7 separate regions of the Homo sapiens genome follow, and regions 1, 3, 4, 5, 6 and 7 are each linked to region 2. A link is a loop called in an ENCODE intact Hi-C map of the cell type or tissue named here. Cell type or tissue: endothelial cell of umbilical vein. All regions are shown on one strand.

Region 1 (4,000 bases), 65 kb after region 2:
TGTTGTAATACTCTATTGAGATACTAGTTGTAAAGAGGCACAATGGAAAACTTATACTATTAACAGTAGTAAAAAGAAACAACAAAAAGCAATAAAAAACAAAACACCCATTCATGCAACGACATGAACGAACCTCACAAATATTATACTGAGTAAAAGAAGTCAGACAAATATAAAACAAAGTTTATACTACGTGATTAGATCTTTATGACATTCTAGAATATGCACATGAAGGTACAAGGTAACTGTCTGGAATGATGAAAATGTCCTGTGTCTTCAAAATAGTGTGGGTTACACTAATGCATGGCTTTTTCAAAACTGATTTAAAGGGACACAACATCTGAGCATTTCCCTAGGTGTAAATTACACTGCAATTTTAAAGAATCATCTAATGATATTGTGGTTATTTTTAAACAGTCCTTAAATTTTGTGGATGCATACTGAATGTTTACAGCTGAAAAGATATATATAAAGCTTGAATTTGGTAAAAAAAAAAAAAAAAGAGGGAGGATTGGTAGTGATAAAGTGAGTGGACTTATGGATGAGACATGATCAGCCATGCATTGAAAAAATGTAAAAGTTGGATGATCTTCACATGAGAGTCCTTTATTCTGTCTACTTTTGCATATGTTTGAATATTTCCCATAACAAAAAGTTGAAAATAGAGTGATCACATGAGTTAATCTCCTAATTTACAAAAAAGAAAACTGGAAACAGAAGGAGAACAAAACTTGTTCAAGGTCTCAAAGCCAGACAGCAAACTAGCTCCCAAGTCCAACCTTCTTGCTCTGGTCCTAAGCAAACAAAAAATATTAATATGAGCTACTGCATTAAGGAAAGTCTGCTTTTCCAAAGGGCAGACCAATAGTTCAAGGAAGAGTTTAAATAATAAATATTTGTGATCTTACTTTCATGCTTTTCTATTTTCCACTGAACACATATGCATTATCTTCTATATGTCTTTTATGTATAATCATTTGCTTCCTGTTCCTTGTGGTTTTAAAGTTGTTTTGTATGTTTAAATTTGATTTTACTCAAATTTCAGAACCCAAATTAGCGCAAGAATCAGACAAAGCATAACTTTCTATAAATATAAAAACAATTAAAAAAAAAACATACAGCAAAAACGAGTTGTTGTTTCCCCCCTCCTCTTCCAGTGCTTAACTAATCTTCCGAATCCAGGCACAGAAAGCAAAGGCTTTCTGCTAGTGGGAGGAGCTTGCTTCTCCATTCTGGTGTGATCCAGGAACAGCTGTCTTCCAGCTCTGAAAGAGGTGAAAATGTGTTAAGCGATGCAAAAATTGTCTTGAAGTTCGCGTGTGTATGTCTGTGTGCATGTGCGTGTGGTGGGTGGGGGGAGAGAAAAGGGGGTGTCAATTCTGAGGGCAACGAGAATCAGAAGTCAGAAAGGTGAGTGGTGTGTAGCATCTCCCTTTCAGAAGGGGCTGAAGAAGAAATTGGATATGATGGTCCGGTAGGCTAAATCACGCTGGATTTGTCTCCCAGATAAAGGGAGGTCTGCAAAGTAAGTCCCATTTCTAGAGCGAAAAGCCTTAGGACCGCTTGTTTTAGACGGCTGGGGAATATTTATTCCTTGTTCCACTGATGGGAAAATCAGCGTCTGGCAGGCGCTGATTGGTGGAAAGGAAAATGGTGATAGTGGCGTGGAAAGAGGATTTGCTGAGCCTTCTCCTGCCTCCTCAACCTGTGACTCTTCCTTAGTAGTCTCCCTTTCACCCTCAGGACCCTTTCCGGCTCTTCCTAGATTAAGAGCAAACGAAAACCTTGAAGATATTTGAACTAAAGCGACCCCTAACGTTGTAACCTGTGACCGTGATTAAATTTCAGCGATGCGAGGGCAAAGCGCTCTCGGCGGTGCGGTGTGAGCCACCTCCCGGCGCTGCCTGTCTCCTCCAGCAGCTCCCCAAGGGATAGGCTCTGCCCTTGGTGGTCGACCCTCAGGCCCTCGGCTCTCCCAGGGCGACTCTGACGAGGGGTAGGGGGTGGTCCCCGGGAGGACCCAGAGGAAAGGCGGGGACAAGAAGGGAGGGGAAGGGGAAAGAGGAAGAGGCATCATCCCTAGCCCAACCGCTCCCGATCTCCACAAGAGTGCTCGTGACCCTAAACTTAACGTGAGGCGCAAAAGCGCCCCCACTTTCCCGCCTTGCGCGGCCAGGCAGGCGGCTGGAGTTGATGGCTCACCCCGCGCCCCCTGCCCCATCCCCATCCGAGATAGGGACGAGGAGCACGCTGCAGGGAAAGCAGCGAGCGCCGGGAGAGGGGCGGGCAGAAGCGCTGACAAATCAGCGGTGGGGGCGGAGAGCCGAGGAGAAGGAGAAGGAGGAGGACTAGGAGGAGGAGGACGGCGACGACCAGAAGGGGCCCAAGAGAGGGGGCGAGCGACCGAGCGCCGCGACGCGGAAGTGAGGTGCGTGCGGGCTGCAGCGCAGACCCCGGCCCGGCCCCTCCGAGAGCGTCCTGGGCGCTCCCTCACGCCTTGCCTTCAAGCCTTCTGCCTTTCCACCCTCGTGAGCGGAGAACTGGGAGTGGCCATTCGACGACAGGTTAGCGGGTTTGCCTCCCACTCCCCCAGCCTCGCGTCGCCGGCTCACAGCGGCCTCCTCTGGGGACAGTCCCCCCCGGGTGCCGCCTCCGCCCTTCCTGTGCGCTCCTTTTCCTTCTTCTTTCCTATTAAATATTATTTGGGAATTGTTTAAATTTTTTTTTTAAAAAAAGAGAGAGGCGGGGAGGAGTCGGAGTTGTGGAGAAGCAGAGGGACTCAGGTAAGTACCTGTGGATCTAAACGGGCGTCTTTGGAAATCCTGGAGAACGCCGGATGGGAGACGAATGGTCGTGGGCACCGGGAGGGGGTGGTGCTGCCATGAGGACCCGCTGGGCCAGGTCTCTGGGAGGTGAGTACTTGTCCCTTTGGGGAGCCTAAGGAAAGAGACTTGACCTGGCTTTCGTCCTGCTTCTGATATTCCCTTCTCCACAAGGGCTGAGAGATTAGGCTGCTTCTCCGGGATCCGCTTTTCCCCGGGAAACGCGAGGATGCTCCATGGAGCGTGAGCATCCAACTTTTCTCTCACATAAAATCTGTCTGCCCGCTCTCTTGGTTTTTCTCTGTAAAGTAAGCAAGCTGCGTTTGGCAAATAATGAAATGGAAGTGCAAGGAGGCCAAGTCAACAGGTGGTAACGGGTTAACAAGTGCTGGCGCGGGGTCCGCTAGGGTGGAGGCTGAGAACGCCCCCTCGGGTGGCTGGCGCGGGGTTGGAGACGGCCCGCGAGTGTGAGCGGCGCCTGCTCAGGGTAGATAGCTGAGGGCGGGGGTGGATGTTGGATGGATTAGAACCATCACACTTGGGCCTGCTGTTTGCCTGAGTTTGAACCACACCCCGAGTGAGCAGTTAGTTCTGTTGCCTACGCCTTTCCACCATCAACCTGTTAGCCTTCTTCTGGGATTCATGTTAAGGATACCCCTGACCCTAAGCCTCCAGCTTCCATGCTTCTAACTCATACTGTTACCCTTTAGACCCCGGGAATTTAAAAAAGGGGTTAATCTTTTCATGCAACTCCACTTCTGAAATGCAGTAATAACAACTCAGAGGATTCATCCTAATCCGTGGTTAGGTGGCTAGACTTTTACTAGCCAAGATGGATGGGAGATGCTAAATTTTTAATGCCAGAGCTAAAAATGTCTGCTTTGTCCAATGGTTAAATGAGTGTACACTTAAAAGAGTCTCACACTTTGGAGGGTTTCTCATGATTTTTCAGTGTTTTTTGTTTATTTTTCCCCGAAAGTTCTCATTCAAAGTGTATTTTATGTTTTCCAGTGTGGTGTAAAGGAATTCATTAGCCATGGATGTATTCATGAAAGGACTTTCAAAGGCCAAGGAGGGAGTTGTGGCTGCTGCTGAGAAAACCAAACAGGGTGTGGCAGAAGCAGCAGGAAAGACAAAAGAGGGTGTTCTCTATGTAGGTAGGTAAACCCCAAATGTCA
Region 2 (4,000 bases):
GACAGAAAATAGAATGGTGATTGCTAGGGATGGTAGGGAGGGTGCAATGGGAAGTTATTATTTAATGGGTACAGAGCTTCAGTTTGGGAAGATGAAAACGTTCCAGAAATAGATGGCAGTGATGACTGCAAAACAATGTGAACCTACTTAAAGCCACAGAACTGTACATTTAAAGACGGATAGAATGGTAAATTTTTTAATGTATATTTTACCACAATAAAAATAAATAAATACATACATACTGAAAAAAATGCCACACAAAGTGAAAAATAATAATTTTGCATATCTCTTGTCAAAATCAGAGAGAGTTGAAGAAGAAAAAGTAAGAAATAGAGCAAAGGATGAAAAAATAGGACAAAATAACAGGAAAGGGGAAAAGAAGAGAGGAGGAGGGGAATGAGGCATTTCTGGCAACATCAGAGTTGTCATCAATACATGCTTTTTTCACCTCGTAGATCAGAATTAGAAGGTCATTTCTGATGATGAAGTTCTGCCTGCTGGACAAGATTTTTATTCTCCTTTTAACTGCACACATAGGTGTGAATAAAGAAGAGAGTGTATTTCTGTGCCTAGAGTTTTTTTTTTTTTTTTCTAATCCTGAATTAGGCAAGGGTGAGGGGTGGGGGCAGTGGGCACATCTGCATAAGCAAAAGAAAATAAAGAAAAATTTCCCTGAAAAATTTCCCATAACATAGTTCGTCGCTGGAGCCAGGCTACCTGCTTTTAGATCTTGACTCCACAATTTATAGCCATGACTTTGTCTGGCAAAAGTGACTACCTCATCTACGAAGCATCTACAATAATATTATCTACCTCACACGATTGTCGTGAGACTAAATGTTTTAAGAAAAGTAAAATATTTGCTGCTATCACTGCTTATAATAATTAAATGATTCAGAGTTAAGCGGGATTTTTTTTGAAGAGGATATATATAATATGGCCTCAATATTTTTTTGCCTCAGATACAAAGAAACACAGCTCCTGTTTTGCTTCTTTAATGACCTGATAAATTCATCTTAACCATAATTGCTTGTATGTTTCAAGTCAATAATTTCCATAAAGCCAATACAGAAGACCATCATCATCATTTATGTTCAATTCAGATGAAGCTTGCCTCTCAGGAAAAAAAAAAAAACTTTCAGAATGTCTCTACAGTCTTAAGAAGTCATGAACATAAATACTTCCAAAGTGTTATAGAATCTATTTATTGAAATCTTTATTTTTTCCAATCAAGCTAAAAAGAGAAGTTTTTAATCAAATTATTAATTTGAAAGACTATAATTTGCATGTAGTTCACTAGTCATAAATGAGAAAATAATTCAAGGGAAATATATACATGAAAAAAGATAATAAAAATGGGAAGCAATAATTTACACTTAGTGAAAAGATTCTTGATATGTAAATTATATTTAAATAAAGCATTAGACATTTGATATTTAGCTTTGGCTAAAAGTCCAAAAGACAAGTTCATCTCAATATTTATTTCCTTAAGAAAATCATTGTTTTATTTCCTAACAACAAAATAATTTATGTTTGTGGTTCTTTTATTGTAGTGTATCTTTCTATGCTTAATCCTTTTACAAAATTTTATATAGTATTCAAACTGAGATAAAAATATCAGTTTTGTAAAAGAATCATATAAATAAATTGATATTTAAAATAATTTTTTGAAAAGCAATTATGCAAAGCTCAGATTATGGGGAATTTTAGATACTTTGATTTATGGTTAATTTAGACTTTAAGAAGAAACCCTTTTTTATGTACCAACTTTTGCAATTAAAATATTTTTGTCAGGCATAATTTTATTTGCTTTCTGTAGTGGGAACAGTGTGGTGAATGTAATTGAGTTTTCAATGATAGATGACTGTAGAGTGCCTCACAGCCACAAATTACTGTCTATACACAATATTGTCAGTGTAAAGTTTTATGAGAACGAGCCGAATGTATGGCCATCACAGGATGTACATAGAGTTTGCTGTTTGGATCCAACCTATTTTCCAATTTTAAAGTGAAAAGTAGTATATTTTTAAAGTGGTACATCGAATTAAATATGTATAACATATATATTTTATAAGTAATGATTCTTAAAGTCAACCTTTAATATAACCTTTTCCATAAATTTGTTTTTTTTCTCTTCTATAACTTATTTATTTATTTTTTTTATTATACTTTAAGTTTTAGGGTACATGTGCACATTGTGCAGGTTAGTTACATATGTATACATGTGCCATGCTGGTGCGCTGCACCCACTAACTTGTCATCTAGCATTAGATATATCTCCCAATGCTATCCCTCCCCCCTCCCCCTACCCCACCACAGTCCCCAGAGTGTGATATTCCCCTTCCTGTGGGAATTGAACATACTCTTTTTTACCTAATTTTATTTTTTGTTTCCCCCTTCCTTGCAAAACTGTGACTTGAGCATATTCCGGGCGTTGTAAACTGTTTCTATTCCAGTAGGTGTCAGGCTTTCCCAGCGTGCAGACCACAAAGGCAGGCTAACGGATGCCGTGATGCAGAATTCTATGCTTAATCCAGTTCCTGTAAACTGACTCTCTTAGCATTTACCCCCAAATAATAAATTTAAAATTATAGTTTTATATTCAGAAAAGCAGAAGTTGTGCGAATACAAAAAGTTCCCACTTAATTATTAGGAATATATAAGCACTCATTAAATTCTAGCATATGAAATGCAATATATATTTATAGTAACAGAGTAGAAACAGCAAAGTAATGAAATAAAGAATGTGATTAATGGGTAAAAGTTGATAGAGAATATACTTTATGTAGTGTTTATTTCACTGGCAGTAATGTAATAGAGACATCTATTTCACAAAGATATAAGAAAATACCCTTTAGTATAATGGTTTCTCTTTAGAATTTAACAGCATGTAAGAATAACCCATTTTGGATGTTATTAGGCCTAATAATAACTTTGAAAACAACACAAGAATTTAGCTGATCAGATAATTCACTTCTAAAACCTATTCATAATTCACACAAAATGAGCAGAAAAAAAGTATGACAGCAGAATTTAATGGTTAATTTTTGTAATTTTCTAATTTGTCATTAAACTCAGAATAATTTTCTAATTTGTCATTAAACTCAGAAATAATAATTTCTAATTTTCTAATTTGTCATTAAACTCAGAAAAAAAATCCCTCTTTTTCTGCATATTCAAATTTTACCTTCCTCTGACCCTTCTCATTAACATGTTAACATATGTATGAGCCCTCTGTATTTAAAATGAAATATTATAAGAAACAAACACAAAACATAAATAACTGGACTAGCCTTGGCTTCTGACCACTTTCTCCTTTTTTTTTTTTTTTTTTCATAAAAGCCCTCCTTAATTGAGTTGGCTTTAATGGCTCTCTTTTGCCTTCCTTCATACCTCAATTCTCTCAGGCCAGAGCATGGTGCTCACTAAACTGAAATAGTGGCTATTTTTCAGTCCTCATTTTGTCTTTTTCAGCAGCATTTCACACTGTTGATCACTTACCTCCTTCTTAAAATATTTTCTTCCTTTGCTCTATGACACCACACTTTTATAGATTCCTTCCTAACTTCTCTGGTCACCCCATTTAAGACTGTATTGTTGGCATCCACCACTATCAGTTCATCAAATATTAGAGATTCTCCGTTCATAATTCAAGGTCCTTCTTTCTTTCAGTATCATCCACATTCATGACTTAATACATTTCTATATACCAATGCTTTGCCAAATTTATATCTCTAGCCTTGATCTCCCCTCTGGATGCCAAACCCATCTAATAATCCATGATTTTACAGAGTTTTATTGAGCTCTTTCTATGCACCTGGCACTGTTCTAGGCAGCAAATAGAGTAGTAATAAGACAGGCAAGGTCCCTGTTTTCATGGGATGTATTGCGGAAAGACATAAAATACACCATTGTCTATATAAGTAGAATAATTTCAAATAATTCCTACAAAGAAAAAAATAAAGGTGACAAAATAAGGAATGGCAAGTGAGAGCATAGT
Region 3 (4,000 bases), 300 kb after region 2:
TACACCATCCAAGAAGTATTTTTGTGATGTTGGACCTAGATACGGGATCATATTGTATTACATTTGATCTTCTTGATTTATTGATTAATGGGAGATTTTCTTCTTCATTTATTTTAATACATCCCCTTTTTTTTTTTTTTTTTTGAGATGGAGTCCCACTCTGTCACCCAAGCTGGAGTGCAGTGGCATAATACCGGCTCACTGCAACATCTGCCTCCCAGGTTCAAGCAATTCTTGTGCCTCAGCCTCCTGAGTTGCTGGGACTACAGACACCTGCCACCATGCCCAGCTAATTTTTGTATTTTTAGTAGAGATGGGGTTTCACCATGTTGGCCAAACTGGTCTTGAACTCTTGACTGCAGGTGATCCACCTGCCTCGGCCTCCCAAAGTGCTGGGATTACAGGTGTGAGCCACCACGCCTGGAAGATCACCTTAACTAGATAGTAATTTCCTTAAAATGTCCAAGTCTTTTGTTTTTCTACAGTCATCTGAGTATTATACATTCTAACTAGCAATCCTTTAATATTCTTTACCTATTAACTAAACGGTAGGTGTATTTGACCAATGGTATATGTGAAATATATCTTTGGTGCTATTCTGCACTGAATCTTTAATCCCAGTATATCTATAATTTTAATGCCCTTATATCAATATAATCCAAATGTAGAAATGACCCCTGAAATTATTAGTATTTAGATATAATAACAAATACAATGTTATGCTTTACTTTTCTCTTTTTGTAATGTAAAGTAACACATTTCAAATATTAGCAGACTGGTGCACTAGAAGCAAAGAGGAAAACTTGGCACAGAAGTTTCTCAGGTGGGAAGATCAGATCCTAGCAAATAATATTCTAAATATGTAAAGTATGAAGAAACAAAAAAGTTAAGGAAGTTCTAGATTGAATAAAAATAAATTTTTCATATTAGCCCCTAGGGCTGAAATATTAATAAAGAGAGGAAGTCATAATATAGTTTATGTCAAAGATAGCCCATGAGGTTGTAAGGGTATGGTAAATGTGTATAAGTGAGATTCCTTTTAAAAAGAGGGGATTTTATCTCTTGACGGTAAACTAAAATTGCCATTAGTCAAATGTGAAAACTTTTTCACATTTTTGTTGTTCTGTTGTTGAAAAGTACTGTGTTTTGTATTTTGTTGTTGAAAAGTTTTGCAGTACTTACTGCACATTACTTGCCCATGAAAAACCACTTCTTACTACATTAATCATCCTTTGCTCTTATGAAATACTTAGATGTACTTTTCATTTTAACTTACAGCAGTATCCAATTATTTCTATTTCTGGAAAAGCACATAGCATGAAAGACAGTTTTCAAAGCCAAGAACATGAAATAGATACAGTGCAGTTTAAACAGCCATTTTTTTCTCTTTTATATCTATAGAGAAAGAAATATATAAATATGGGAAGGAAAGAGACTGGGTATAAAGGGGAGAAAGCAAAAGCAATTATATACTATTCTGGGGAAACTATGCCATTAAAAAAAAAGTTTTAATAATTCCAAAAACTTCTTTTCAAGTTTGAACATCTCTCATGCCCTGCCTATACCTTTTCAGTTAATTCAAAATAAATTGTGCCTTTACCAACTTTTTTAAGGGTGATTACATGTAATTATTAAAATGTATGTGCTTGTGATATCTATCAGAAATAAAGAGGATGGAAACCAAGCAAAACTTACTGGAAATAGATAAGAATAACTGACAGAGGACACCTAGTGGAGTGAAAAGTAGTGACATATTCTTCTGCAGTACAAGGTTTGTTCCTCCCAGGTACACAAGAGGACTTAGAATAGATTGTCAGGTGGTCGCCATTCAACAGAGCAAGAGATGCCACAGAGAGAAAAGTCAATAAACAAAATATTATTTGATTTCTATATGTGAACTTGTCCCAAATCTTTTAAAAATGTATAGTCTGGCTGAAAGTTGTAGAATATCTCATTACACAATAGATGGTCCTATAACAAACAAACAAAAACTTGCCTCACACTAAAAAGTGTGAGATTTATGTCAATTTTTAAAATAACAGATGCACTCAGTAATTCCATAAAATAATCTTCTCATTGTTATACGTTATCACTGTGCATATGATGAACTAGGATACTGGGAATAGAAGAATGAATAAGACATAGCCAGGTCCTGTAAGGTAGAGGAAGCAGACATGTAAAAAAGTTGGTGATATGAAGTGTTCAAAGTCCTGTAACAGAAGTAAGGCTTACTTGTTGGGGAAGCGAAGTCAGGAAGTGCTTCCACAGAGAAGGCAAGTTTTGTTTGCTTGTCTGTCTTAGGACCATCTTCTGTGCCATCAGCCTTGTTGGATGCCTGTTCACTTCATAGAACTAGGAAGAAGAGATGTTGTATTGTTGCTCCTCATTCTGGCTGCATTAGCCTGGCTATCTAACCATAGAGACTTATAATTAAGTTTTTCCTAGGTCTTCTTAAAACTAGTTTAGTCAACTATCACTTTATTCCAAATGCATAGAAAGAATAGATAAAATATATTTTTTAAAGTTTATATATTTGGTTGGAAAAAGAAAGAGCACTACCCAGACAAATTAGGAATCTTGCCATATCTCTGCCACTAGCAAGTAATGTGTTTTGGTGATATCATTGAAATACCACCAGTCTCAATTTTAGTTTAGGTCAAATGAGGGTTTGGGATATGGTGCTATCTGAAGCCCCTTCTAATTGTAAGAATTAAATGGCATACACTCATGATGTCTAACCTATCTGCAGTGGTTGAAAATATGTCTACAAATTCCTTTTCCATCTTCCCTTCAAAAAGTAAAGCCTAATTCCCCTCCCCTTGTGTATGGACCAGGCTTCTAAAGCATCAAATGAAGTAGGAGTGACAGTGCCTGATTTCTCAAACCAGGTAATAAAAGGCACTGCAGCCTCTTCCTGGACATCATTCTTAGATCTCTATGCTGGGGAAACCAACTACCCTGTCATGAGAATACTCATGTAGCTCTATGGCAAGGCTCATATAGCAAGAAATTGAGGCCTCCAGCCAACAACCATGTAAGTGAGCCATGTTGGAGATCCTCCATCCTTAGTCAAGCCTTGATATGACTGCAGCTCCAGCCAGCATTTCAACTGCAGCCTCATTGGAGAACCTGAACTAGAACTACCCATTAAATTGCAGCAGAATTCTTGACCCACAGAAACTTTTAAATAAGTAAACGTTTTGTTTAAAGCCTCTAAATGTTATGGTAGCTTGTGATCCACTGGATAGATTGCAGAAACACCAGCCCTCAAATCATCTCATCCTTGGCTGATGACCCAACCCATAATTTCTGGCACTCAAATTCCAGTGAACAATAATATAGATGCAGAATTGTTTTCTCTTTAAAATTCTTTTTAAAGGAGGCAGAACATAAATTTTCTACTCCCATTTCTGCCACAAGTTAATCTTAACATTCACCCTCCCCCTCTGCCTTCCTATGCCTAACTGTATCATTGCAAAAAGCCCCAGTTGCCATTTGTAGCTTACACAGCTCTTTTCACTACCATATTCCATCTTTACAATTTAAGAAAGCAAATGTGGACAATCACCAAGCATCACTTCCTTGCAATTCCCTCAGCTTTTTCTGCAGCTTCAGTCAAAGTATACACTCCGCAACCCAGGATGAATTTTTATACTTCCGTAGATACTTCTATTCCCTAGAACTCTTGACCAACAGGTCTAACTCAAGAATCAAGGACATATGGCAAGAGACTCAAATTATTTTTATAGTCTCCCAAGGTAAATATGAACACTAAATGGATTAATGGCACTGGATTAAAAGGCAAAAATGATGCAGTAGAGTGCCACATCTGTAACCAATGATCTGATCCTATGATTGAGTCATAGCACTACTATTTACTTGCTGCCTGAATATAAACAATTTATTAAACTGCTCTGAGTTAAACTTTCCTCATCAGAAAAATGAGAGTATCAATATCTACTTTATAGAGTGGTTCTAAGAATTTAGGAAATATTAAACA
Region 4 (4,000 bases), 390 kb before region 2:
AATAATTCTACTTCTCAGCATTTACCCTAGAATAATACTCACAGATCTGCTCAAAGAAGCATGTACAGGGATACTCAGGCTTATTGTAGTGAAAATATAAAATAATATAAATGTTCATTAATATGAGAATTTTTAAAATTCTAAAAATGGTCTATTTATTCCACAGCATAATATATAAGAGCTAAACATATAAGGTCAAAGATATGAACAAACAAAGGAAAAATTTCCAAGGCATTGTGTTAATAAAATCAAATTGGTAAGTGATATACTATTCGGAATACATTTTATGTCAATTCAAAATTTATTATCAAATAGTATGTATAATATTAAATACTCTGCAGAATCATATGTGTGTATGATTTTTTTTCTTCCTGAAAAAAATCTTGAAGGATGTACTTCAAAGCATTAACAGTGATTACCCTTAAAGAGGGCCTTTGAATTGAGGTTGTCGTCAACGGGGACATGGTGTTATATGTAATACGATGCTTCAACAATCAGAATGAATTCATGAATTACTTTTATATTTAAGACTTTAAAAATCAAAATAAGGGAGTATGAGATATATAGCCTATTTAAAAACTACAAAATATGGAAGGATATAGAAATACGCATGTAAATGTCTTAAAAGCAACTTGGAAGATACACAAAAATTATTAACAGTGGTTTCCACTGGGAAGGAATAGGAGATTGGACATATCAGAAAATGCCTTTTCTAAAAATAATTTCACCAAGTTCGACAAAATACAAACATCAATTCCTAGTGTTTTAATAACTGCTTCAATTTTTATAGTTTAATATAAAATATTTAAATAAATAAAACATATGGAAGTGCTAAGAATCCTTAAAATAATATAAAGACTTTGTATTTTTTTTCCTTTTTATGGAGAACGGGGTCTCGCTATATTGCCCAGGCAGGTCTCAAATCCTAGGCTCAAGCTATCCTCCTGCCTCTGCCTCCCTAAGAGCTGGGATTACAGGCATGAGCCACTGCGCCCGGCAAGACTATTTTTTATTAAACTACATTTTAATAGTAAAATTTATACTTTATATAGATTTTCAATCCAAGTGGTATCTGTTTATAAATTGGGATCAACTTTTGTAACAGCTCGGATTCTATCTGGTTTCACTATTGCAAGCTATTTCCTGCCTCTTAGAAAAAAAGTCAATTTATTTTAACAACACAATAATTCATCTAAAATGGCAGTGAGCCATAAGACACAAATAATTCACTCCAGGTTTTTCACAATCTTTTTAATGTTTAATATTTCCATATTACAAACAATAAACCACAATAGATTTTTGTATGTTGGTTAATAAATTTAAGTAATATGATGATTTAGAAGTATGTAGCATTATGACTTTTTCTCATTAATAACAAATTGATGCCATTATACCTCTTCCTTTCAAAGCTAGTTTGTCAGTTTATATTTTACTTATTTTTAAGTAAACTATATATCTGAGATGCATGTTCTTTTGAGACATCTATAATGGTTCGTTTGTTTACTGTATATTAAAATGACTGGATTTGCCTTAAATTTTTTATTTTCTTTAAATTTTTTATTTTCTTAAATTTAAAAAATCTTTGAAAAGATCTTTAAAAAATCTTCTTAAATTTTTTATTTTCTTTTTTTATTTTATAAAATAAAAATAAGTTTATAATAAATAACCTGCAGTTTCATTTACATAGCAGCAGAGGGTGCAGGAGATCTTCCTTTTTGACGGTAAAGTTAATTTTTTATTCTAACTCTTATTGGGCATTTAATTATTAAAAATATCACAAAATCCTTAAAGTATATTAACAAATTAAATCTTTTTAAAACAATTAGTATCTGATAAAAATAAATTGCCTTTTAGATCAAAGAAAAACTCGATTCAACTTGAAAGCTTGAAACAACAGAATAATAAAAATCAGAGTTTCTAAAGTTTTTCTCTTATAAATATGTATAGGATCTATATTTTTAAAGGGATTCACACTCATATATATATCAATTCAAATTTATTTTTCATTTTTCTGATAGTTTCTTGTTGTTTTTGAAACATCATGAACATATGTCTAAAATAAAACTGTACTGCTTTGTAGAAAACATATTAGTGTAAAAGATGTATAAAGATGGTAACATTTTATTCTGATTATAAATTTTAGGTATCACTTTATTTTTTATTGTATTAAACATACTCCATACAGCAGCTAATAGTAACAGATACGAACGTAAAGAAGAAAATGAAAAAACTATCTTATATCAACATAGGATGAATACCAAAGTCTGAGAAAAAGAATTTTAAAGTACTAATCGGAATACATGTTAGGATAGTAAATTAAAAGGTGGCTACATTGGACATTTATAATTATTTCTGTGTCTGTGTGTGTAGAGTCAGTAATACAGATACCTGACAATAAAAATCAGTATAGGCAGTAATATGGAATCCAACATTTTCAGTGCATGTTCTAGTTCAAACACAAATGTTAGATCAATAGAACTGAAAGTCAGCATTGGTCTGGTGAAAGGAAAAAAAAAATATGAGTATATCCACAAACAATTGCAGCTTTTTTTTTAAGTAAGTGCTGTTATAGGTGTCTCCTATATAATGCTGACTGCAGCATGTTAAGGAATATGCTGATTTCCATTCAGTCATGTATTGGCATTGTGTACTAATTCTGTTACAATCATGTGAAAAACAGAATCTTGGGTTTGGCTTTTTTAAAAGAGCTGTCTTTGAACTCAACATATAATGATCACATTCATTAATAACACTTTCACAATATATTTGTGGATATAATTTCTCTTGGGTTCTGTTTCTCTATTATTAAGATTAGACAACTGATTAGATGAATTATGTGAGCCCCTCTGATTTATTAAAACATATGCATGCAGTCTGTGAAATTTAGTACACATACAAATATACATACACACATATATACTCATATATATCTGAATATCATTTTTTCTAGTTCAAAGTTAACAACAAACTAGAATCAATATTCCATAGATATGAAGGGAAAAATAATGTGTTATAAGCCATTACCACTAACACATAAATGTAGTGTGTTACAGAAAAAGAGAGGAAAAAAAGAGCAAAATGATAGTAAAGACAGTCAAAGTATGTCTGGTATATGATAAAATTAGAAATGTGATGACAAGTTTGCCTTCCTCTTTTACTTTAATTGCTAATGTAATCAATGGGCTTAACCAAATCATATACCTATTTTCTTACATTTCTGCTATTACTTAATGTTTTGGTTTGTAATTCATGAGTTAGAACAGGGATATAGGTTTTAGAACCAAGGAAGTATGTCTGATAATTAACATATTTACATAATATAACATTCTAATAGAGTGTCAGATTGAAATTGTTTCAAGTTATGGAGAAATAAGTTTTAAATTGGTGGCAATGTTAAATATTATACCAATAATTAACAAATTCACCTAAATTCATAAATTTTATTTCAAAGTAGACTTTACTAAATATATTAAAGCATATTGCCTATATTGTTCTTTGACTTTAAAAGTTTTTTTAAAAGGAGTTACATAATGAAGATTATAATAAAGGAGATACAACAAATTTAGCTCATTTCTTTCCTTTCTTAAGAAAACCCTTTAAACTTTGTTAATAAATTCAGTAAATTGTCTTCTTTGAGACTATGGGACTGCATCAAATATCACTATCAGGAATGACTAAACTATATTGGGTTTATACTAATATATTGCTAATTTGACAGAATAATAGGTAAGAAAGCATTCATGAGAAAAGGACTTGTGTTTATGGCACAAGGGCCTTTTCAGCTGTGCCCAGTAGCAAGGGTGATGTGACCGACTTGAGTGGCCACTAAGTGGGGATTTTGCATCTTGGAACATTTAGGTAGTTCTGCCTTGGCGACCAACTATTGTATTGAATTTTATATTTGGAAAATGAACTTGTTTTTTGAGGATAATAAATGGAAACCTAAACTAGTTAAGTACTTCACTCAGAAACATGCAAATAGTAGCTGCACTAACATTTA
Region 5 (4,000 bases), 460 kb after region 2:
ACTAAGTACATCATTAAAAAGCAAATTTGGGGAGTAGAAGAGTTTCTGAGAGATGGGATATATGTGGAAAGGGGTATAAAAACAAAGAGCAAAGATGCTGGAAGCTGTTACTCCAATTACCTTTTCTTCAATGACAAAATCCTCCAAACTCTCAGTCAAGGTCTTGAATGTGGACCTAAAATCCACTTTCTCCTCTCACCTCTGATTCCCATGAGTGTTGGCCAATCCTAAAATATAGCAAACCGGCCTCTGGAGCAGGCCTTGCAGCACAGAGTTGATTGTGTTACCAAAGATTGATTCAGGAGAAAATGAGCCACTTTCAGTGAATGCTGGAAACCATTATTTCTCTTTCTTTATCACATTAGCAGTCTATGGAAGAGGGAAAACAGAAGCAGCATTGACGGCTTCACCCACCATGCCAGAATATCAATAGGCAACTGCTCTCTGCTGACTTTCTTTGTTTTTCACTCATTCTTAGTATTTCCTGTGTCTCTCCTTTGGTCAAGTTATTGTATTCCCTGCGTGTCTCCTATTCTCATTTCTCTTAATCAGGCCAGTGTTATTAGGAGAACTGAACAATAACATGTTCAAAGCCCTAACCAAATGCCACCTCCCTCAAAATCTTCCCTGATCCTTCAACTGGAAATAATCTCCCCTATGAGTAATCGCCAGAACCCTTTATCTTCATTTTCCTTTGGGTAATTATAACTACCTCATCCACTGTTACTTTCACTATGACTACTAATATTACTACTTCTACTACTATTGCTAATGACAATGATATCAATATTTATTAGGTCTTATTATATGTCAGGTGTTTTCTGTGCTTTGCATTTATTAACTCAATCCTATAAGGCAGCCACTGCCTTCATATGGAAACTAAACTTGTGGAAACTAAGCTTGGTCTTTATGGAAACTAAAGTTGTTCTTTCTATGGAAACTAAACTTGTTCTTTATATGGAGCGGTTAAGTAACATGTCAGAGTCTTAAATGGGAGAGCTGGGATCAAACTCAAGCAATTTGTTCCCGGGGTCTGCATTCCTAATGAGTGTACAATACAGCCTATCTTTTCATTATGTTACATTGATGAATAATGCACATGCCTTTTTTCTAAAATCTTTTTGAATTAAAAGTCATGTCTGGATCATCCTGTTTTGACCTACAGTGCCCAGAATAAACATAAGAAATAAGCCTTTCCCGAAAGAACAAATCAGCTTTCCCTCCAGTATTCTTGATATTATGTGTTGTACCTCAGGCAAATATTAGAATATGAAGTACAGTTTTAGTAGACTACCCTGTGTCTTATGATAGGATGATGTAGCTTGGTAGTGTCCCTACTTCCTTAGGAATTCTATGTCGGCTTTCCAATATAGTGGTGTGTAAATTTACTTACTACTTCTGAAACGACCCAAATGCACACACACACACACACACACAGTGTATTTTTCTTTATTTTCTCTGACTTTGTCTTGCTTTCAAGCCCCCAATACCATTGACAGGAGGGGAAAAAAACAAAACAGGCTTGTCAATAAGTAATTCAGTCTTTTCTAGTTTAAATAGCCTCTTTCTGGATAATTCATGTCTTTTGAGTTACTGTCATGGGTTTCAGATGTGATGCCCTTCGCCACCCTCCTCTCAAGGTTTCCTTCCCTTTTGCCAGAGTGATTTAAGGTCCCAGGTGGTGTAAGTGGTGTAGAGTAGAAAGTGTGTATCCAGAACTCGGAGGACCTCTGTTCCTCTGCACTGGCTCCTGAGGCATCCAGAAGTGTGCCTCACATTCAGCTCTATGCTGAGGTGAAGACCTGATGCCCGCTGGCTGCCTCAGCCCTCCCCAGCTCTCAGTAATGACGCTCTGAGGTCTGCCCGTGACTCCAGTTTGTGTGGTCTATCAGTCAGATCTCCGTCCCAAGGTTACTTCGTTTCTTGTCTCAACACTACTTCAAGCCTGTGAACTAGAGCATCTCCTGCGGCCATTTTTACCCCGGCACTCAAAAGCCTCTCGAAGTCATTTGCGATTCTCTGCCACCTTGTGGTTACTCTAAGAAATCTTCATGGTTCTCAGGCCACCCGCTGGGAAAACCAGAAGTCTCCAATTGCCTTGGATTTCCCCAACATGATTTCAGTGCTTCAGAGGCCCTGCCCAGCACCACCGCTTCCCCAGCACTGCCAAGGACAAAGCAAGGACACCCAGAGTAGATTGCTTTGCTTCCCTCTTCCTTTCCGTGGTTTTTAAGCCTCAGCATCAGAAGGACTTTCTACTCCTTCCTGTCTGATGGGGCCTCATAACTGTCTTTCAATTTACAAATGTCTTATAGTAAAACACTATGATATGAATCATATATAGGTGTCTTGATTATATGAAAGGAAATTATTATACTCCAAGAAAACTTTCCTTTCTCTAAAAGTTACGATATCCAAGGCAATTGTTTTTCTGAGTGCTCAAAAAATGTCTAATTTGACATTCAAAGCTGAGCAGTGACTTCTCTATGTTAGGTTCTGTCTATTCTCACCCTGAAACAATCGAAGCCTACTCAATGGATACAGAGACCCAGGACAGTATAATTTATATAACTTATAACAATTAATAATTAATATACAAAAATTAATATAACTTATGGGGAATAAAATAGATGATTTATTTTGAAAATATTCCTGTTATGGAGACACAAATCAAAGTCACACTATGCGACTGGGTGCAGTGGCTCACGCCTGTAATTCCAGCACTTTGGGAGGCCAAGGCGGACGGATCACTTGAGGTCAGGAGTTCAAGACCAGCCTGGCCAACATGGTGAAACCCGGTCTCTACTAAAAATATGAAAATTAGCCAGGCATGGTGGCAGGCACCTGTAATCCCAGGTACTTGGGAGGCTGAGGCAGGAGAATTGCTTGAACCTGGGAGGTGGAGGTTGCAGTGAGCGGAGATCAGGCCACTGCATTCCAGCCTGGGCGACAGAGCAAGACTCTGTCTCAAAAAAAAAAAAAAAAAAAGGAAGTCACACTACATGATCAGGAAATGTAAATCCTTCCTCCCAGTTGTGATAACAAAAATGTTTCCAGATATTGTCAAAATAGCCCAGTTGAGAACCATTGTTTTAGGTCTGAGGATAAATGTCACACCTCAGGGGTGTTTTCTGATATCCCCACCATCACTCACACCCTTGTGCTGTCCTGTCATAGCATGCATCCAAAATCATAATAAAAATTACCTGGGGCCGGGCGCGGTGGCTCATGCCTGTAATCCCAGCACTTTGGGAGGCCGAGGCAGGCAGATTATGAGGTCAGGAGATCGAGACCATCCTGGCTAACATGGTGAAATCCCGTCTCTACTAAAAATACAAAAAATTAGCCGGACTACACACCTGTAGTCCCAGCTACTCAGGAGGCTGAGGCAGGAGAATCACTTGAACCCGGGAGGTGGAGGTTGCAGTGAGCCGAGATCACACCATTGCACTCCAGCCTGGGCAACAGAGTGAGACTCCATCTCAATATATATATATATATATATATATATATATTTGGGGAGATTATTTGTTTACTTTTGGTCTTTTCCACTAGATTGTAAATTTATTGAAGGCAGAAACTACATCTGGGTTTTCCTTTCTTTTCTTTTTTGAATTACTATTTATTAGACAGATTCTCTCAATAAAAGCAATTATGCTTTAATATTTGTGAGCAAATAAATATTTGTTAAATAAATGAGAGTTCACTAAAGAAAAAGATACAAAAATATCATATCTAGCAGTTACAAATCTGAACTTGCCATCTTCTCCTATTTTGAGAATAACACTTAATTGTTAAGGGGCAGAGACGAAAACAAAAGGAAAGAAAAAGGAGGATGAAAGGAAGGAAAAGAGGAAAGGACCAAAAGCAAGCACCCCAGTGAAGTGTGGGGTTTTTCTCACAGGCCCAGGGAACTCTGTGGTGCAGAATAAACAGCACTATGGAGGAGGGAACCATAGCAGTCCTGCATCTAGGCGTGAATATGGCTGCATACTGAAAC
Region 6 (4,000 bases), 240 kb after region 2:
ACCCCAATCCCCATTCTGCCCAAACGAATCTGTTTTTATTGACATGTATTTCAGTTTCACCTTTTGTAGCTCTAAATCTTTTATTTTGTCATCAGTAGTTAATTAAATTTGCCAACATATTTTACCAGTTTTTATATTCACTATTTTTTCATGCTTCCTATTATTTTTCTCTAGGTTTCATCTTCTTGCTATAATACATCTTTTGGTCATTCTTTCTGGAAAAGCATGGTTAGTAAACTCTTTTAGTTTCCGTGTATCTGAAAATATATTTTCCTTTCCCTCCTGCTTAAAATATAATTACTTATTTACAGCATAATTATGCATACTCTATACAGTGTAATAGAATCCTGGGTGGACAACTGGCATCCCTCAGCACTTTAAAGGTAAATTATCATTGTTTGGGGGCACACTTGGTTATACCTGAGAAGACTACCGTTAGTTTAATTACGGTTGTTTTGTGGAAATCTTTCTCCTCTGATAGATTTAAGGGTGTCTTTTTTTTTTCTTTATTTTTGATATTCTGAAGTTTCAGTAGGATGTGTCTGGTAGACTTATTTTTATTTTTCCTTCTTAGCCCTCAAAATGAATTGCCAAAATTAAGACTTATATACTTAATCAAATCCGGAAAATAATTATTAAAATTTTGAATTCTGTTCCTCTCTTTTAAAGCTAAAATAGAATGTTTTATTAATTGTTTAGTGTTAGCTGTCTTTCTTAAATTTTCCTCATATGGTCAGGAATATTGGTTTGCAGGCTAATATTGACTGGAAGTTTCCATTTCAATTTCATCCCTCCAGTCTCCAGCAGAAGTTTTACAGTTACTTCTGCCTAGGAACCAGTGCAGAACTGGTGATTTTGAGTTCCCGTGCCTCAGTGACTGATGTTAACAATATCTCAGACTAGTCATTGAACTAGTAGGCAGTTTCACTCAGGTGGTAACTGAGAAGCTTCCGCCTACTTCCTCCTCCTCCAGCCAGTGCAGCAGGGACCTTTCCAGAGTTTTCTTCCCCCTAAATGAAAGACTTTGGTGTTAAACAGTGAAGAGGGCTCTGTCCCCTATCCCACCGGAGATGGATTTAGTTTCCATCATCCCATAGGATCAACATTTTTTGGTGGCAAAGGCTCACTTCTGGCCCCACATCCTGGCAAGCTGAATGTTCTGTCTCATTTAGCACTGTTTCAGTTCCATTTCTGGTCTGCAAAGATCTTTGTCTTGTTTCCAAAAATGGTTGTCTTGGCTGATGCATTTGGAAAACAATTTTCTATTTATATAAAAGTGACTTAATTATATTTAAAACTATATTGTACACAAATACATGTATATACATGTACTTTAGATTTGCAATGCTAAGAACAGAACACTCAAATTAACATTTTTAAATGTATTGTCTTTCTGTACATCATTATTTTAAAAACATACACAAAGTCCCAGAAGCAAGTATGCTTCTTCATTCTTAAATAAGGAAATCTGTGTTGACTGTATGTTCCTTTAAGGTATTTGAATACAAATCAACTGGGGGAAACTCACAATCAGATGTGAAGCATTTCACTCATTTTCACATTCAGCAATTAATTGCTTATTTCTATGGCACTGAAAGTCTACTGTTTTCACTGAAATACATAGTGCCATCTACTGGTTCAATTGTCGTTAAAAGGACAGAATCAAGCAAAATTTGTGTTGGTGGGAACTCACATCACGCCTAATTCCATTCTCTTCTTTTCACCCTCATATGAGAGCTGAGTGAAGAGCTAAAAGCTGACCCCTGATCTAAATCACACAGCTGTTTCAATTCAATAATGGTATTATCTTTATCAGTGACTGAGAACTCCAGGACTTGAAGCTCATTAGCTTTCTCCAACTTTTTTTTAAAGTATTTTTTTTAGTAGAAAAATTTTGTATTGAAATGTAATAAATTAAAGGCACCAAATAGTCTTTTATATTATTGCAACATAAGAAGAAATACTTTAGCTTCTAACAAAATAAGGTAGCAGGACATAGAATCTTTACTGCCACCATCATTAATGACTTGTTCCTCCTAGGAGAATGGTGGGGCTGTTAGTTGCTTGGTATATTTGTCAGTATAGGGCTCAGTAACAAGAAGGAAGCATCAGGCTGCATGGCTGAGGCTATGAATTGATTTCAATACTAACATAAAGAAAACAGCTAAGTTAGACGAAAATGGCATATCCCAAATAAAAGTTTAATTTATATGTTAGTGTATTAAAGCTTTAGAATATAATGGTAACTTTCCTATAAAAATCATGTCAGTAAATATTTACAAGACAGGTTTATTATATCTCAATTGGATCTGAGTTTGGCTGACAGTCTCAGATTCAACCCCCTGATAATTATCTTCCTGGGGTCTGCAGCCCCCACAGGCACTTTCATTGTTCACTGAATCTTAAAATTATGGAGACCTTAATATTTCAGTTTGTCAATAATACAGTTTCTAGGCAACCATATTACAATTCCTCATTACAATCTCCAGACATAATCAGCTGCAGAGTTTTAGATCCATCTAAAACTGATTAGCAATTAATCAAATAAATTTCAGATTAGAGAATCTCAAAGACTCAATATTGCTTTTAACATAAATGTTTTAAATCTCAGTTTCTAATAAGGCAAAACTTAATTTTATTTTCAAAATAATTTAATTTAAGGCATCACAATAATGGATTAATTTAAAAAAATTTTAAAAACCTTTTCCCTCAGCTCATAATCATCAGGGTTGTGTGTAATAATTCTATGGGAAAACAGAATATTAAAAATATCAGCTGCTTGAGTTGAACATTGATCATTCTGATCACTCAGTCTACATTACAGACACAAATCAATATTTGAAGAAGAAAATCATTTCATAATTTCGGGCTAATTAAGATGGTGATAAAGTTCAGTTTGCTGTTAAAGTTGAGTAAAATATGCAGTAAACACTAATATGTAGGAGGAGAAATAATTGAACTACTATAATAACTACATCTTCATCAAACGCTGGATACAAATTTTATTAAATGCATGAGGGGATAGAAAATGGGTGTAGAACAGTCAAGACTCAATTTTCTCTTCCAAGGAAGAAAATCTCCCAAGTAGTAGAAACTGAGACTTAGCAGTCAACAGCATAGAGTATAGCAGTGGAGTCCATGGGGGCTGAGCTGCACACCTATGATTCATGCACAATATTTGCCACCCAGGTTAAAGAGCCCTCACAGACAACTTAAAATCAAAGTTGGTCCAGAAAAACACTATCTCAAGTGATATGAAGCTGCTACTGTCACTAGTCAAGCTAAGTCATCCAATAACGATTATCCAGGTTTTTCATTAAAATCAAACATTTTCCATACGGCAATGAGAGCTTTTGACTGGCAGTGTGTAATAGCACCACAGCTTTTGGAGATAAAGGTAATAAACACCAATGGAAATTATCATTTTAAAATGCGGGAGAAAAAGGTCATTTTGCAAATGTTGGTGTCAGCTATGGGAAGCCAATGAGAAATTCCTTACTGACATTCTAATTTCTCTTAAGTTAATTAATTTTCTCAAGTTAAATTAAAAATGAAAATTTAAAGGGCCTATTATTTGCAAATGATACAATGAAACAAAACAATATGTGACAAGCCTTTAAATAATAGTCCTTTGTGAGAACAGGAGGTTGGTAAATAATTGTGCATTAGAGAAACTATATTCATGTCTAACTAGTTTCCTTAATTTTGCAGTAACTAAATTGTCACCTATGACCCCCCTTTCTGCTGTCTATCCCTGTTATAAACTGAATTGTGTGCCCCTAAAGTTCATATTCATAACCCCCAATGTTAATGCATTTGGAGATATGGTCTTGAAGGAGGTAATTAAGGTTAAATGAGGTCATAAGGGTGGCATGCAATAGGACTGACGTCCTTATAAGTAGAGGAGACACCAGCGTTCTCTCTCTTCATGTGCACAAAGGAAAGGTCCTGTGAAGACACAGAGAGAAGGTGACTGCTTATGAGCCAAGGAGAAAATCCT
Region 7 (4,000 bases), 420 kb after region 2:
TGTATCTCTGAACCTAAAATTCAAGTTCAAACAAACAAACAAAAATGCTTATTCTTCTAATCTTATTCTTCTTATGCATTGTAATCTAGTAGACAGACAGCCATTTCAAAGTTCATGGTAGGAGAAAAAACATATATGGTTGAAATAAACAAAACTAGAGTCTCGTGCAATGTTACATGAACAGGTTGAACTATTAAGCAATTCCCTTCCTATTGTGACTTCCTTTTCAGTCCTCAATATCCTTTTATTTAAATGACCCTGAGACCCAATAACCTGCTTGAAAGGATTAACCCATGTCAATAAATACATATATACATACATGATTATCTTTATAATTATGTGATTTAGTAATTACATATTTAATTTAACAATTATGTGATAATAATTATATATGGTAATCTTAATTATTCTGTGAATATTTATCAGCAAGGTTGGCTTGCCTATGAACAATAAAATATATGTTATCTCTTAAGGGTTTACAGCGTAGTAAAAGAATGCATCAACAGTTGAAACCAAAACAGAATGCGTTAAGCGACCAGATGAGGTACTTAGCATGAATTTAGGATTTAGAAAGAAAGAGTACTTCCAGCTGAGGGAATCAGAGGAAATTTTATGGACAAACTGATCCATTTGGTCAAATATGAGCAGTGTGTTTATTTTCAAAGTGGAGGTGTAGGTAATCTAGGTAAAGAGAAATTCAAAACTCATGTCACCATGGCAGCAGGAAAGCACAGACAAGAGTGGCCCATAGGTCTACTCATTGGATACACACTGGCTATGAAAGAAGTGACTAGGAAACAAACAGAGGTTGGGCCATCTCATAAAGGGAACTGAATTGCAAACGATGGAGTTTGAATATTTTCACCAGGAAAATTGAGTTGCTCATTTCAGATCCTTAGATCATGGTAGAGAAGTGTTTCCATATCTGCCTCTCAAGTCAAATTCCTTTTAGCGTCTACTCAGAGCTATTTTCCTGGGTTGGGTTTACCCTAGCCTCATTCTTCTTATGATTTTGATTTCTTACTGGCCTTAAACTAAGGCTTTTGGGTCTGTTATTTGCTATAAATCTTTTACACTAGATCAGTTTACACTTTGGATTCTGAAAAATCTTTGTTTTCCCCAATTTCTCTCAATATTACAAATTACAGACCAGTGGTCCCCAACCTTTTTGGCACCAGGGACTGGTTTCATGGGAGACAATTTTTCCACAGGCCAGCAGGGTTGGTTTGGGGATGAAACTGTTCCATCTCAGATTATCAGACATTAGGTTCTCATAAGGAATGCACCACCTAGATCCCTTGCCTGCGCAGTTCATAATAGGGTTCACTCTTCTATGAGAATCGAATGCCAAGGCTGATCTGACAAGAGGGGGAGCTCAGGTGGGAATGCTCACTCACCTGCCTCTTGCCTCCTGCTGTGCCGCCCAGTTCGTAACAGTCCGCAAACTGGTACCAGTCCATGGCCCGGGGACCAGGCACCCCTGTTAGACAACCACCATTTTGCCCTCAGAAATTACTTCTTATACTTACTGTCAATTTTAAAATACTTTACATTTCCTCCCCAAATATATTTTATCATATTCAGTCCTTGAATTTCCTTGATCACTTGTAGTAAGTAAAGGAGTATCCTGGGAATCCATCGGTCATCTCCCCGGACTATGGAAGGTGGGAAAATAATAGCATAGGAAAAGGCAAAGAGGCAGGAGGAAACTTCACCCAGACTTAGTCACTCTTACCCACCTTCCAACAACCCTGAGTCACTTTCTCTTAAAGTGTGAAATAATCCTTTCTGTGACCTGTCAACAAAATACAGAAACAACAGTTTTGAAATGCCTAATATATAGGCCCCAAAATATTCACAGCTAATTAAATTCAGTTGATAATTCAACTGCAAATCATAAATATACATGCTACTTGAGATTCTGCCTAGAATTTAATTTTCATCCTAATTCTAGCAATAACTAACCATTTTTCCACTATATCAAGTTTTGGGTTTTAAACACTAGGTCAAACAAACACAATCTTGAGGTTTCAGTCTATGAGTTTATAAATTTTTAAAATCATCTATCACTATTCTTCTACTAATCTCAGCTTATTGTAAAATTAAGTCACCATATGTTCTTTTTAGTTCGTGGTCTCAAGGAAAATAGGACAATTTCAACTAATAAAAGGAATTATAAAGATTTTTCACATTTCTAGAACTAATTATTAAAATGTTTGCATGAATCAACCAGCTTAATTTGGGCTCTGCACAAGTCTACAGTAAGTAGGTAAAATGACCATGAATAAATCACAGTTCTCTCCATAATTTCAGCTTGGTCCACTTGCTTTGAACTGGTGTTCCCACCTGCTTCACTCTCCCTTAGATCACATTGTCAGGACTGCCATCTACTGACAGAGCTGGCTGCATCTAAGTGAGATGATTTAAAAGAGTGGCCATGTCATTTGTTGACCAATCAGGACAGCTTTGAGAGTCCTGATGTAAAAAAAAAAAAAAATTTTTTTACATAGTGCTCCTCAAAAAAAAGTTAATTTTTTTCTAAAAAGAAAAATACAGATCTGTACAACTGAAACAAAATATTTAAAACTTCTTTGTATTCATTTCATTTTCTGAACCTTAAAAGATAATATAAGCAGAATAAATATTCTTGGTACATATCCATGTTCTAAAATAAAATTTTTTAGTGATATCTTTCTCTAATACCATGTCACTGGAATTTTCTTGAAAAGTATATTTTTAAAATATAATTTTATTATTTTTACATTTTTAAATTTAAATGCCTTTCTGAAATCATTTGATTTAACGTAAGGGATGATATATTTTCATTTAAATTTATCATCTTATTCAGTGCTTTCTATTTTTCTTGCCTATTTTATATTCCCTTGTCTCTCCATTCTTGCCTTATTTTTTTTTTTCAACTTTTAAGTTTCAGGGTACATGTGCAGGATGTGCATGTTTGTTACATAGGTAAACGTGTGCCCATGGTGGTCTGCTGCACCTATCAACCCATCACCTAGGTATTAAGTCCAGCATCCATTAGCTATTCTTCCTAATGCTCTCCTTCCTGTCTCCCCACTACAACAGGCCCCAGTGTGTGTTGTTTACTCCCACATGTCCATGTATTCTCATCATTCAGCTCCCAATTATAAGTGAAAAATGCAGCGTTTGGTTTTCTGTTTTTGTGTTAGTTTGCTAAGGATAATGGCTTCCAGCTCCATCCATGTCCCTTCAAAGGACATGACCTCATTGCTTTTTATGGCTGTATAGTATTCCATGATGTATATATACCATATTTTGTTTTTTATTTTTATTTTATTTTAGGTTCTGGGATACATGTGCAGAACGTGCATGTTTGTTACATAGGTAAATGTGTGCCATGGAGATTTGCTGCACTTATCTACCCATCATCTAGGTATTAAGCCCCACATGCATTAGTTATTTGTCCTGATGCTCTCTTTCCCCCTGCCCCACTGACAAGCTCAGTGTGTGTTGTTCTCTCTGTGTCCATGTGTTCTCATTGTTCAGCTCCTACTTATGAGTGAGAATATGTGATGTTTGGTTTTCTGTTCCTGCATCAGTTTGCTGAGGATGGTGGCTTCCAGCTTCATCCATTTGTCTGCAAAGGAAATGATCTCATTCCTTTTTATGGCTGCATAGTATTCCACGATTTACATGTACCACGTTTTCTTTATCCAGTCTATCATCGATGGGCATTTAGGTTGATTCCATGTCTTTGCTATTGTGAGTAGTGCTGCAATGAACATACATGTGCATGTATATTTATAATAGAATTATTTATATACCTTTGGGTATATACCCAGTAATGGGATTGCCTGGTCAAATGGTATTTCTGGTTCTAGGTCCTTGAGGAATCACCACACTGTCTTCCACAATGGTTGAACTAATTTACACTCCCACCAACAGTGTAAAAGCATTCCTTTCTCTCTGCAGCCTTGCCAGCATCTGTTGTTTCTTGACTTTTTAATAATGCCATTCTGAC

Evidence for each region. A loop is a pair of places that touch in the nucleus more often than their neighbours do. Peaks named below come from ENCODE experiments on the same cell type or tissue, not always from the same donor. Only the 100,000 strongest peaks of a DNase experiment are listed, where the experiment ranks them.
Region 1: it touches region 2 in a loop (6-fold over the local background); 8 of 110 quality-filtered maps call a loop at or near these places.
Region 3: it touches region 2 in a loop (13-fold over the local background); 32 of 110 quality-filtered maps call a loop at or near these places.
Region 4: a loop joins it to region 2, with 4 times the contacts of the local background. A loop is called at or near these places in 15 of 110 quality-filtered maps.
Region 5: it touches region 2 in a loop (14-fold over the local background); 25 of 110 quality-filtered maps call a loop at or near these places.
Region 6: a loop joins it to region 2, with 8 times the contacts of the local background. A loop is called at or near these places in 38 of 110 quality-filtered maps.
Region 7: it touches region 2 in a loop (7-fold over the local background); 36 of 110 quality-filtered maps call a loop at or near these places.

The regions. Positions count from the first base shown.
Region 1 is chr4:89,835,526-89,839,525 of GRCh38, reverse strand. SNCA (synuclein alpha) reads left to right here and starts at 2,365. Exons shown (of 6, transcript NM_000345.4): 1 at 2,365-2,564; 2 at 3,834-3,979. The coding sequence starts at 3,859. It overlaps SNCA-AS1 (SNCA antisense RNA 1), which reads right to left and starts at 3,125. Exons shown (of 4, transcript NR_045481.1): 1 at 2,792-3,125; 2 at 1,120-1,265. In endothelial cell of umbilical vein, no CTCF peak of the experiment used is centred here; DNase peaks (open chromatin) are centred at 1,235, 1,735 and 2,305; H3K4me3 peaks cover 2,854 bases; H3K27ac peaks cover 2,024 bases.
Region 2 is chr4:89,900,489-89,904,488 of GRCh38, reverse strand. The region is part of intron 1 of MMRN1 (multimerin 1); the gene reads right to left. Among named protein-coding and RNA genes, the nearest start is that of MMRN1, 7.6 kb to the right of the region's middle. In endothelial cell of umbilical vein, a CTCF peak has its summit at 2,477 (motif pointing right); a DNase peak (open chromatin) is centred at 2,478; H3K4me3 peaks cover 1,722 bases; H3K27ac peaks cover 1,456 bases.
Region 3 is chr4:89,596,505-89,600,504 of GRCh38, reverse strand. The region is part of intron 2 of LOC105377329 (a long non-coding RNA gene); the gene reads right to left. Among named protein-coding and RNA genes, the nearest start is that of SNCA-AS1, 240 kb to the left of the region's middle. In endothelial cell of umbilical vein, no CTCF peak of the experiment used is centred here; a DNase peak (open chromatin) is centred at 1,734.
Region 4 is chr4:90,291,229-90,295,228 of GRCh38, reverse strand. The region is part of intron 1 of CCSER1 (coiled-coil serine rich protein 1); the gene reads right to left. Among named protein-coding and RNA genes, the nearest start is that of CCSER1, 170 kb to the right of the region's middle. In endothelial cell of umbilical vein, a CTCF peak has its summit at 1,699; no DNase peak of the experiment used is centred here.
Region 5 is chr4:89,436,414-89,440,413 of GRCh38, reverse strand. No RefSeq gene overlaps it. Among named protein-coding and RNA genes, the nearest start is that of GPRIN3, 130 kb to the right of the region's middle. In endothelial cell of umbilical vein, a CTCF peak has its summit at 2,023 (motif pointing left); no DNase peak of the experiment used is centred here; H3K27me3 peaks cover 66 bases.
Region 6 is chr4:89,655,751-89,659,750 of GRCh38, reverse strand. No RefSeq gene overlaps it. Among named protein-coding and RNA genes, the nearest start is that of SNCA-AS1, 180 kb to the left of the region's middle. In endothelial cell of umbilical vein, a CTCF peak has its summit at 1,630 (motif pointing left); a DNase peak (open chromatin) is centred at 1,620.
Region 7 is chr4:89,480,845-89,484,844 of GRCh38, reverse strand. All of the region lies in intron 1 of LOC105377328 (a long non-coding RNA gene), which reads left to right. Among named protein-coding and RNA genes, the nearest start is that of GPRIN3, 180 kb to the right of the region's middle. In endothelial cell of umbilical vein, a CTCF peak has its summit at 2,389 (motif pointing left); DNase peaks (open chromatin) are centred at 1,694 and 2,384; H3K27ac peaks cover 782 bases.